3 separate regions of the Mus musculus genome follow, and all the other regions are linked to region 1. Evidence: chromatin contacts called from ENCODE Hi-C or POLR2A ChIA-PET data. All regions are on one chromosome and are shown on one strand. The core of a region is the stretch at or near the end of the contact, and the rest is flanking DNA. Distances in the headings are between cores, read along the strand shown. Region 1 holds the start of Lrrc61 (leucine rich repeat containing 61). Region 2 holds the start of Krba1 (KRAB-A domain containing 1). Region 3 holds the start of Gimap3 (GTPase, IMAP family member 3).

What was found. A loop is a pair of places that touch in the nucleus more often than their neighbours do. ChIA-PET counts read pairs that join two places held with the same protein, here RNA polymerase II (POLR2A).
Region 2: a map of gastrocnemius shows a loop between it and region 1 (3-fold over the local background). The contact joins the promoter of Krba1 here to the promoter of Lrrc61 in region 1. A Hi-C loop is called at or near these places in 1 of 37 maps with a recorded cell type or tissue (gastrocnemius). POLR2A ChIA-PET finds 5 or more read pairs at or near these places in 1 of 5 experiments (Patski).
Region 3: a loop to region 1 is called in a map of v-Abl transformed pro-B cells, with 2.7 times the contacts of the local background. The contact joins the promoter of Gimap3 here to the promoter of Lrrc61 in region 1. A Hi-C loop is called at or near these places in 6 of 37 maps with a recorded cell type or tissue (adrenal gland, gastrocnemius, heart and 2 more). POLR2A ChIA-PET finds 5 or more read pairs at or near these places in 2 of 5 experiments (Patski and embryonic stem cell).

Annotation. Positions count from the first base shown.
Region 1 is chr6:48,553,193-48,556,684 of GRCm38, reverse strand. It overlaps Lrrc61 (leucine rich repeat containing 61), which reads right to left and starts at 1,886. Exons shown (of 3, transcript NM_177736.3): 1 at 1,703-1,886.
Region 2 is chr6:48,393,763-48,397,135 of GRCm38, reverse strand. Krba1 (KRAB-A domain containing 1) reads right to left here and starts at 1,550. Exons shown (of 18, transcript NM_001347152.1): 1 at 1,249-1,550. The coding sequence starts at 1,260. Gm16630 (predicted gene, 16630) reads left to right here and starts at 1,728. Exons shown (of 5, transcript NR_152250.1): 1 at 1,728-2,498.
Region 3 is chr6:48,768,640-48,772,134 of GRCm38, reverse strand. It overlaps Gimap3 (GTPase, IMAP family member 3), which reads left to right and starts at 1,284. Exons shown (of 5, transcript NM_031247.3): 1 at 1,284-1,493; 2 at 3,289-3,398.

The DNA.
Region 1 (3,492 bases), core at 637-3,136:
TTGTGTTCAGTACTTGTTTCTAGTTTGTCGTTTGTTTTTCTGAAAATCCAGTCCTAATGGTTATAGAACTCGTAGGTACAACACCTTTGGCAGGTCCACTGGAGCGCTGAGAATACTGGAATGCTGGAGGGGTAGAGGAGGGAAAGACTTGGAAGTGTTTCTCAGATGGAGTACAGGGGCCCAGGCAAACAGGAGTAAAACACACCACAGGAAAGAGGTGAAATACGAGGTAAGACACACGGGAAAGGTTTGGGGTGCGTGAAAATAGCAAGGAATCTTATTTTTCCTGACAGACGAGGAAACAGAATGGCCTGCAGGCGTGCAAGCCAATGAAGGGAGGTCGTGGGAAATGATAACTGTCCACAGTCCAAAGCCTATGCGTCCCCCAGAGAAGCCACATAGCTGTAAAACCAGCAACCTGCAGATGAGTAATTTTTGGCATCTGTTCACCTGGACTAGGAGATGCCTCAGCATGTACCCTGTGTTGGCTGATTAGATTAGAACTTTCTCTTGACTATTTTGTCAGTCCTTTTCAGGAGCATGCCCAGATGGGACCTGGCTCCCTAATTCTACCCTGTTACACCGCACAAACATACATCCAGGGGCATTCCACAGTCCCACTCTGTGCAAGCTTGCCAGCCTCCTCTCCTCTCACATTCCTACACCTGGGGAAGAAGGAGCTCTAGTCTCCCACACAACCAGAGAATTTAAGCCAGTCAGTGTGAGATGCCAAAGCTTTTAAATTCAGACTCCATTTTAGAGAATCTGACCTAAGCTTGAACTCAGGTAGACTACAGGCCGGTATCTAGCATTAGTATCCAAGTTGTCCCCACAACAAAACCTGAGCCTAGCTCGTCTCTAGGCTAATCCCCAACAAGAGCAGAGTTTCCAAGTTACACCCCTAACAAGACCAGTATCTCCTGGTTATTCCCCCAACAAACCTGCACCCCAGGTTGCAAGCCCAACCCTTGCCTAATGACCACCCATGCAGAGGGGAGCAGAAGTTAAGTTTATGATGTGACTCCCAGCACCAGCCAGTTATATTAAAGGCCAAAGTAGCTTTCCATTTAGATGCTCGCATTCGTATTCCATGTTTGGTGCTTACTATAAAGCCTTGCCACATAGACATTCGGGGCTCCTCCCCCACCAAAACCGTCCTGTGTGAGGGTGGTGCATTGGGGGGGCTTGAGCTAGCTCGAATAGAATAAAGACCCTGCTGTGAGTTGCATCAGATCAGCTCCTGTGTGTGTGTGTGTGTGTGTGTGTGTTTGGCGGGGGGGGGGGGGGGGTCACTAACTTTTCCCTGGCACAACAGTGGAGGATGTTTTAAACAACACTCCGCCATCTTCTGAGCTCACATAGCCAAAGTGACAAAAGCCACGGATAAGTTCCTGCTGGGAGACTACACTTCCCAGCTTCCTTTGGGGACTACTGAAGTCATTTCCACCCATTTCTGACCCCAATAAGGGGCCGCATCCTTCTTCCTTTGTAGGCATTTTTGCCATTTGCATATCTTGTGACAAATGCTCCCTCACCGAGAATAAACAAGACCAAAACTTTTTCCGCCTTTTTCTCTACGGCTGCTCTTTTAAAATAATCTATCACACTAGCGGAACCCTTGTTGTTATGTATACCAAGAGGCTGTGATTGTGGGATAGGAAATCCAATCCTAATGTCTCCTGGCCACCAAGGCAGCACCCACCTCACCGGCCGCGATTGTTACCGGTTAAAGCGTTCTGTCTGTTAACTGCACTCAGAGCAGTGCCTGGGGCTGAGGGCGTGGCCACTAACCGCGGGCGGTTCCAGAAGAATCCAGCATCCCCCAAACAAACAGAACACGCAACTCGGTTTCTGGCGCAGGCCCAGCCGACCCGGAACCTGCGAAAGGCCGGAAGGGGCGGGGAGTGGTGCGACGCAGAAAAAGTTGTTTTTAAGGGACGCGCTGCGGCTGGCAGGGTACGCAAGTGACGCAGATTACACAACCAGAGGAGCTTCTAGCTCTTTGTGCTGGAACCCGCGGCCAGTGCTGCTGGAGGATTTTGTTCCTGTTAGTTTGGTCATTAGCACATTTGACAGAGCGACGTTGGGAAAGGCATTTATGGTTCCTTAACGAATGTGTTCTGTGACATTCAGTATGCTAGGCTGCAGGCCAGTGGTGACCTAGATTTTCTAACCCGATAAACGGTGCCTGGTACGTGCTCGCCCACCCCTCTCCGAACCCTGCCCCTCACAGCGGTGCAGTCATGCTCACCGCCTAGGACTGCAGACAAAAGGTGCCACAATAACGATAAGAAGGACCCCTTGTGGGAACCTTACCCGTATTTTTAGAAAACTACATCAGAATGTTTCCTGAGATAAATGTGCACTGCCTAGTGATATTCCCAAAGGCCTTGCCCCCAGAGATGTCACCAACGCAAACTGCCACCTTTGTAAATGACATTGTCCAACGGATAAAGAGGTCACCTTAACTAGGCACAGGGGAGAATGCCTCTCACTTTCTTTCACAGGCCACTTGGAAATGTCTACATTGGGAGGGTTTTCCATCTCCTGATGCTTTCTGTGCACTCAGACAAAGCAATCCCAGTTCAGTCCACACCCTTCCAGCCTGGGCTGGCTAAGTATAGGCACAGTTTTGTTGTTGTTCACATCTTTGCACTGTATCACAGTGCAAAGTCCTTAATGAATACGTGTTTGATGACGTTCAGTGTGCTAGGCTGCAGGCCAGTGGTGACCTAGCTTTTCTAATCCGTCAAATGGTGCCCGGTATCCATTTGATCTCCCTTGAACTTCTCCATGTGATGGACCAGCCTGAGTCTATTTTAAGATTAGAAGCTATAAATGTTCCTTCTAGGAAGGTGTGGAACCCCAAGAACCGCACAACTCTTAGCAGAGAGAGTGTCCCAATGGTAGACATGGTAGCCTAGGAACCACACAGCTCAGAGGTAGGACAGTGTCCCAATAGAAGAGCGTCCTGAGACACAGGAGCCCAGGAACCACATAGCTCTGAGAGGAAGCCTCCTCAGCAAGAGGCACTGCAGCTCCCAGGGAAGGGTATACCCAGCTGAGCTCTGGAGCCTCAGCCCCGCTCCACTTCTCTTCATTGCTTCTTTGCTTCTTCTGATGCTAAAAAACAAAAACAAAAACAAAAACATCACATCAGGAATCAAATCTCATTTAAAAAAAAACAAAAACAAAAAAAAAAACAAAATAGGGAGGGTCCAGGGAGAGAGGGGACAAATCCAGGAGTGGCTGCCTCTGCTTCCAGGAGCAGACAGCAAGGCTGTTGAACAAAGGGCAGGGCTTATATAGGATTTCTTATGGATGGAGCTTTTCAGGGCAGAGATTTCCAGGTTGAGGATTGGTGGGATTTCAAGTCCTGAGCTTGGAGAGCTCAGAGATTGGTGAGGTTTCCTATTCTGGGATTGGTGGGGGTTTGTGGGAAGCTCAGGGATTGGTGGGTTTTTTTGCTCAGGGACTGGAGGCATTTTTCAC
Region 2 (3,373 bases), core at 301-2,800, 160 kb after region 1:
GAGTGGATGGGGAGATTAACTTCAGAACAGCTACCGCTGGCTTGCCATCTGGACCTCTGCCCAATCATCAGAAGAAAACCTTCCAGGATTAACTAGGACCACTGTAGATGATCAATCTCCTTGCTCATAACTCCCATGATGGCTTCCTAAGAAACTGTGTCAGTCTCTGTATGAAATTTTAGTTTCAGCACTCAGTCTTGTATCAGCCTAGCCCCATTGCCCCAGCATGCCTCAGGCTACCAGGGTCAGACCCTGTACCATGGCTGCTACTCACTGTCCCCAACTGTAGACTGTGCACACACCCCTGTGATTCTGTCACCCCTGTCACAATGAACATAAAGATCTTAGACCATCTCTGCCCCTCTTCCTTAGCCTGGGACCTTGTACTCTCAGAGACCGTGCCTGACCATCTTCTCTATGCAGTATATGAATACTCTTCCTTGAACATCAGGTTGGAGAGATCTGTGGTTCAATTCCCTCATCTACAGAACAGAAAACCCAAATAAGCAGACTCTAGGATGGGGCCAGTGGGAGTATCTGAGCAAGAGTCTTGGGCTACCTGTTAGCCATAGCTAAAAAAGACGCTTCCAGGCCAGACAATGTTCGATTTACCTGGCTTATCGTTTCTCCTGAGATTCTTGTGGGGTATTAGTGATGTCCAGCCACGACCTCAACACAGTTGCCTAAGTTTGGCCAAAGCTCGTGGACCAAAATTGCACATCTGACTCTGGGTGTCTACCCAGAAGGCAGTGCAGCAACTGCCCTGGCATCTTCACAGCCCACGATCCTGCCGAAACTGTACCTAGGCCACAACAACTGATGTGGCTCTTCTTCAGCTCTGGGACTGACATATTTTACCAGCATTAACTTCGATCTGTTTTCTTTCTCCCCACTTTTCCGGCCCAATTCACGGGGATTACGTATCTTAACAAAAATAAATGTCAGATTTAGTTATTCCCCCAAGACCTGCTGAGGCTTCAGTCGTGCACACCCTCTCACGATCTTGTAATGAAAAGCCAAAGGAATGAGTTCCCCAGGTAGAAAAAAAGCTCCAGGTCCGTGTGTCCTGGGAGAAGGGGAGAGCCTTAGACTTCTGGTTAGGGAATTCTGGGCACTGGCCGACCTTGATCGGCTCACTCGAGCTCAAAGTCGGCGGTGACGGATCCTCCCGGGCCTGTTGCCCTGGGGACTGCGCTGCACCAAGAAGCCCGACCGCGGCGTTCGTCGGTCCGCAACGGCTCGTCTTACCTGGAGCGCCATGGCGGAACTCAGCTTCGCGACTCCCTGGCCCACCCAGCTTCCGGTGCGGCTCTGGCTGGAGGCTGCACCGAGACCCTCGAGACCCTCGGGGACAGCGGCCCAGTTCTGCACGACAGGAAGCGGGGCCGGGGAACTCGCTACACCGAGAACCGCAGAGTTGGCTCGTCTGGGTCGGTCTGGCGCTTCGCATCCCGGGAGGGGTGGTCCCGCTTCCGCCCGCAGCCCCCAGCCTCACAGCGGTAACGACGCAAGCGCAGACTACACTTCCCAGAGGGCGCCGTGCCTGGGGCGTGGCTTCAGGGGGTGTGGCGGGGTTCTCCTTTACTGCTCCGTCCCTCACACCTCTAGCTCCTCAGGTTCAGGCACCCGCCTGGCACTGGTTAGTTACATCCTGTCGAGCTTGCGGCTTGCGCATGCTCAGGTGCAAACAACCGTTCATCCAAATAACCAACCATCCACTCCTCCGTTCTCTTTAGCATCCGGCGCTTTCTGAGTGCGCCCTGTACAGGTGCCAGGTTAGGATGCATGGATAAAAAGGGACCAGTTTCTCCCGTTGGCTGCAGTCACGTAAACCCGACCCTGAGTGGCTGAGGGCCAGGGCACAGTGGCTCACCGCTACACTGATCTGCATCACTACATTTTATGTGACTATTTGCTTGCTCGTGTTGCCCACTGATGGTGGCGGCCCCAGTAGTTCCTGACAAACGCTAGGCTTAAATATATGTATGATGTGTGGACTAAGTGTGTGCCCCATCTCTGGATTCATTTGTGCTGCTGTCTCTGTGGTGCAGACATAGTCCTTAGGCTGCACTTTGAGGCTCATTTTCCTTCCTGGAGCCCTCGTCTTTCCCTTCATTGTATGGGAAAAACTCAAAGAGAAGTTTTTGGAGCTTTGAAACAGGTGCTTGGAGCCACAGCAGAAGCCACCATACCCAGGACTTGTTCTCGGCTCTCCACTCCTAAAAATGTCTGCAGGGGCGTCCCCTTATCTGCGATCCGAGGAAGGACGATTTCTCCCTAGCCACCCCAGCATAGCTCTTTAGTGACTCTGGCCTACGTGGGCTCCACTGGCATACTGGCTTTGTATGCTGGCATGCCAGAACACATGATCGAGCAGAGACCACTAACATTACTGCCCAGCACAGCTGAGTGAATTTCTTCCTTCACACTCTAAGGACAGGACCGCAGCATGGAAAAAGAAAACTGAAAGTTCAGTCCATCTCCAGTAGCATCTCAGGGTAAGTCCTAGGCCTCAAGCCAGGGACCTATGATCCCTAAGCCACAAAATCCTCTCAAAACCTTTCAAAAAGAAAAAAGGAAGACATAATTTACAGCATGTGAAGTGTCTTGACGCTGTTTTGCTTTAAGTGTCCTCCTGTCTGGGCTTGGTGCAACATTTGGAGATTTGGGCCATCTGTCACTAAGAAGAGCTTACACCATCAAACTGGCTGAATGGCCAGTTGTTAAAGTTACAGAAACAACTGCTGCCCATTCATTACCCTTTTGACTATTTTTTGCCTCCACACCAGCCCTTATAATCTTTACATTAAAAAGTTTTACTCCAGATAACAGGGGTGGTAGTCTGGGATGTGATACCATGACAAACAATGATTGTGTTCAGGGAAGGGAAAAGATTTTATATTTGTTGTTTTTTTTGTTGTTGTTGTTTTTTTTTTTTTTTTTTTTTTTTTGAGGCAGGGTTTCTCAGTGTAACCAGCCCTGGCTATTGTGGACTTGCTTTGTAACAAGACCAGTTTGACCTTGAACTCACAGAGCTCCACCAGCCTCTGCATCATGAGTGCTGGCATTCTAAAATGAGCAAGGTTGCAGAGTTGTTTTGAAATGATAGTCCTTGGCTATAACAAAGGTGTTGTTAGTCCAGCTTTGGGCAGACACTTGCTGGGTGGGCAGCCTTGTAGAAGAGCTTTTTCCCTACAAGGTTGCTATGGCATTTGTGCAAGGTTGTGGTCTTGGCAGTTTTTTGTGGCCATTCTTGCTATCAGCAGATATGTGTGAGGAAACCCCATCCTTACCACCAGGGCTTCTTGACATTTTCTGTCAGTGGTTGACATAGTGATTCTATCAGTTTAACATAAGTAGCTCTAGTTTGATC
Region 3 (3,495 bases), core at 35-2,534, 220 kb before region 1:
GCAGTCTGGCTTCCTTTCCTGCTGACCGTCCCTTCACAGCAGGATGCACCTTCCCTTTGGAGGCGTGGACCAGAAAGCTGCAGTGAGAAAAGGTTCCAAACAATCCCTGAGTTCTGTGAGGAAGAAATCACACTGCAGGAGCTGAGGTGGATTCAGGAACCCACAAGAGCATACATGTCAATTAAAACAACAAAACAAAACAACAGCCAGGCAGTGGTGGCTCACACCTTTAATCCCAGCACTTGGGAGGCAGAGGCAGGCAGATAGTTCTGAGTTCAAGGCCAGCCTGGTCTACAGACCGGGACAGCCAGGGCTACACAGAGAAACCCTGTCTCGAAAAAAACCAACAAACAAAACAAAACAAAAAGCTAAGGATATGAACATGCAGGTTATAGGAACAACATCTATATTCATTTCACCCAAATAGATCCCATATCCCACTCTCCTCCTTGAACATTCTTTTGTTTAAAAAAAAAAAAAAATCACCCAAACTTGGGATTGGAGGGATGGCTCAGTAGTTAAGGAGCCTTACAAGTGTTAATAGTTCCAGATCCAGGGGATCCAGCAGCCTCTCCTGGCTTCTGCAAGCACCAGGCATGTGCAGAGGGCACTTGCATACATGTAGGCAAAACACTCATACGCGGAAAAGAACAGCAAGTGAATAAAAAAGTGATCTGAACTCAAACACACGGCTAAGTGGAACTCCTCCAGGGAGGAGACCTGGCTCACTCCGGATCCTGAGTCCTGCAGGGCAGCAGGCAGAGGCACAGGGACTTGGGATTCCACTAAGTGCTGTTGCTTTGCCTAAACCATACTATAGACTGGGTAGCTAGCTTCATGGCTTCTGTGGAGACAAGGTCTGCCCAGGTGAGAAAACCTAAGCCTTGTTCTCCCATACTCTCCCTAGAAGCCAGGGTACCTTAGCCAGGCTCAAGCATGATAGCTATTGATCTGTCCAGTGGGCCCTGGAGAGAGCCACTTTAGGCTCAACTGCCACCTCAAATTCCATCTAAGAAGCTACCTCCGGATGGCAGAGGTAAACAGCAGAGCAGAAGAGATGCATGCTGTCTGCCTGGTGAGGAGGAGCAGAAGCTAGAGTCTTGGGTTGCCCATGCTTTTAGACTTCTAGATTCTCTTAGGCCCATAGAGAATACTTTGTACACAAACATCTCAGTGGTGTGGCCGATGAGGGTGGAGCAGGAAGCAGAACTTTTTTTTTTTTTTTAAATCAACCTTTTCCACTGGCTGCCTTCTTCAGTGGCCCTCAGAGCACCCCTTTTCAGAGAAACTCATGTACATCACCCTTTCCCACCCCTCAGGAGACACCGTCTTCCTCCCCCTGGAAGACAGATCTTGTGAGCTGGCCTTCACCTCTTGTAGCTCTTGTACTTTTACGAAAGACTACAAACCAATGTGAGAGGCTGCCTAGGCCTGGAAGGTAGCTCCACAGTGGCTATAGATCTTGAATGGAAAGATCCTCAGGAACTCACCAGGTAACAGGGATCTTGTGGTGTGTGTGTGTGTGTGTGTGTGTGTGTGTGTGTGTGTGTGTGGTGTTCTTCTATCCTGCTCACCCTTAAATCTACCAGTAACAATTAGTGTCAACCTGAAGGGAAAGACAACTGATCTTTTTTCATAGACTGTAGAGAAATTCCTGTTCCCCAGGGACTTTTAGTCTTGTCTGTGGAACATCAGTGAGTTTTCTCCCTCACAGAACAAGGCTAACACACCACTGAGGACTCAGGAGAGGTGGACTCTTAGACATTCTCCTTGCTTTCCAAGGGCGAAAGGGAGCAGACAAGCTTCTAAAGCAATTTCCCTAGAGCTGTCAGCCAGGCTTGTATTGAGTGTCTGGGAACCAGAGAGCAGCTGGAGGGGAACCAGTCTTTGGGACGGGGCATCAGACCGGGTTTTGTGAGCTGGGAAATTAGAGTTGTGGCAGGAAGATGGAACGTGGGCCCCATGGGTGATCTGAAGTTCATACACTACCCATCGTCCAGAAGGAACCCTAGCTGTCTGACTAGCATTCGCTTTATCCAGTCGGGGTCAGGACTCTATCAATGGATAAGAACAACCCCAGGCTCTTCCCCAGAGCCTTGGGTTCCTCGATGTTGGAGAGCAAAGGGACACCAGATGTCTTTTTCCATCACTGACTGTGGTCTGCACTCTCTGACTGGCTAAATTATCTATTGGCGTATCATCTCACTGAATCCAGTACTCACTGAGTGGCTGGACTGGCTATCTTATCTCCCCGTCCCCTGCAGGTTTAATTTTCTTTCTTTCCCATCACTTTTCTTTTTCTTGGTGAACATTCACAGTGCTGGGCAGGAGGGAATTTGTTTTGTTTTGTTTTGTTTTTCGAGACAGGGTTTCTCTGTGTAGCCCGGGCTGTCCTGGAACTCACTCTGTAGACCAGGCTGGCCTTCAACTCAGAAATCTGCCTGTCTCTGCCTCCCGAGTGCTGGGATTAAAGGTGTGCGTTCACTCAGGTTCATCTGTTCACAGAAAGCATTTGCTGTTTGTTTTGGATAAAGTAATACATTCTTTAAAGACCAGTCAAAGCAAACAGAATGAAGCTGCAGGCAGTAAAGCTTTTATTCCCGGAAAGGACCCCATGACCATTGCACACTGGTTTTCCCTCATAACAGCATGACACATTTTCCCCATTAGGACAGTTTGTTCTCAAGATGCTGTGGTGAAGGATATGGGAAAGAAAGAATGATATTATCAGTTTTCTCAAATGAGACCAAGATAATCTGCACAAGGCCAACACACAAGTCTGTGACCTTCTCACAGTGCTTCTAAGTGTGGCCTGCCCATGCCCTCTTCCAGTCTCTTCCAGTCCTGCATGAGGGAAGCACTGCCAGGGGAGGGCCTCTTAGATATGGGGAGCTCTTCCACTTTTGCTAGCTCCAAGGTTCAACCAAGGGCCAGAAATAACTGACACACACACACAAACACACACACACACTGACTTCTTAAAAAATAAACGAAAGGACTGACAGGTGTGTGGGTGAAGTGGTGGAGTGGTAGGGGTGGGCTGACACTTGGATCCTAGTGGGTGGGGACAGGGCACACTGCTGTCTTGAAAAAATGGTGGCCCAGCATAAAATGAAGGGGACCGCGTGGGAAAGGGGTACAGATGAGAAACAGCAAGGTGACAGTCATTTTGCTGGAACTGTGTGGGTTCAGACTAGAGAAAGCACTGGAGAGGAAAAAAAAATGTCTAAAGAAAAAGGCTTGAGAAGCAATGTTTCCACTCTTGCTTTCGCTCCTCTTTCTCCTCAGGCTTGATTCTGAGATGGCAGCAGTTTAAGGCTCTCAATTTGGAGGAATGACCTGCCACCAGTTGCTTGGCCAAAGGCATTGTATGAGTACTCCTGCCTGAGAGACTGTTGGTAAGCACCTAGGGGCGCCAGACCCCACCCATCAGCATACGCTGAGGAGCACAGCCCAGGGAGCTGTACAGGAAGCAGTGGTAGTGTGACCTTCGCT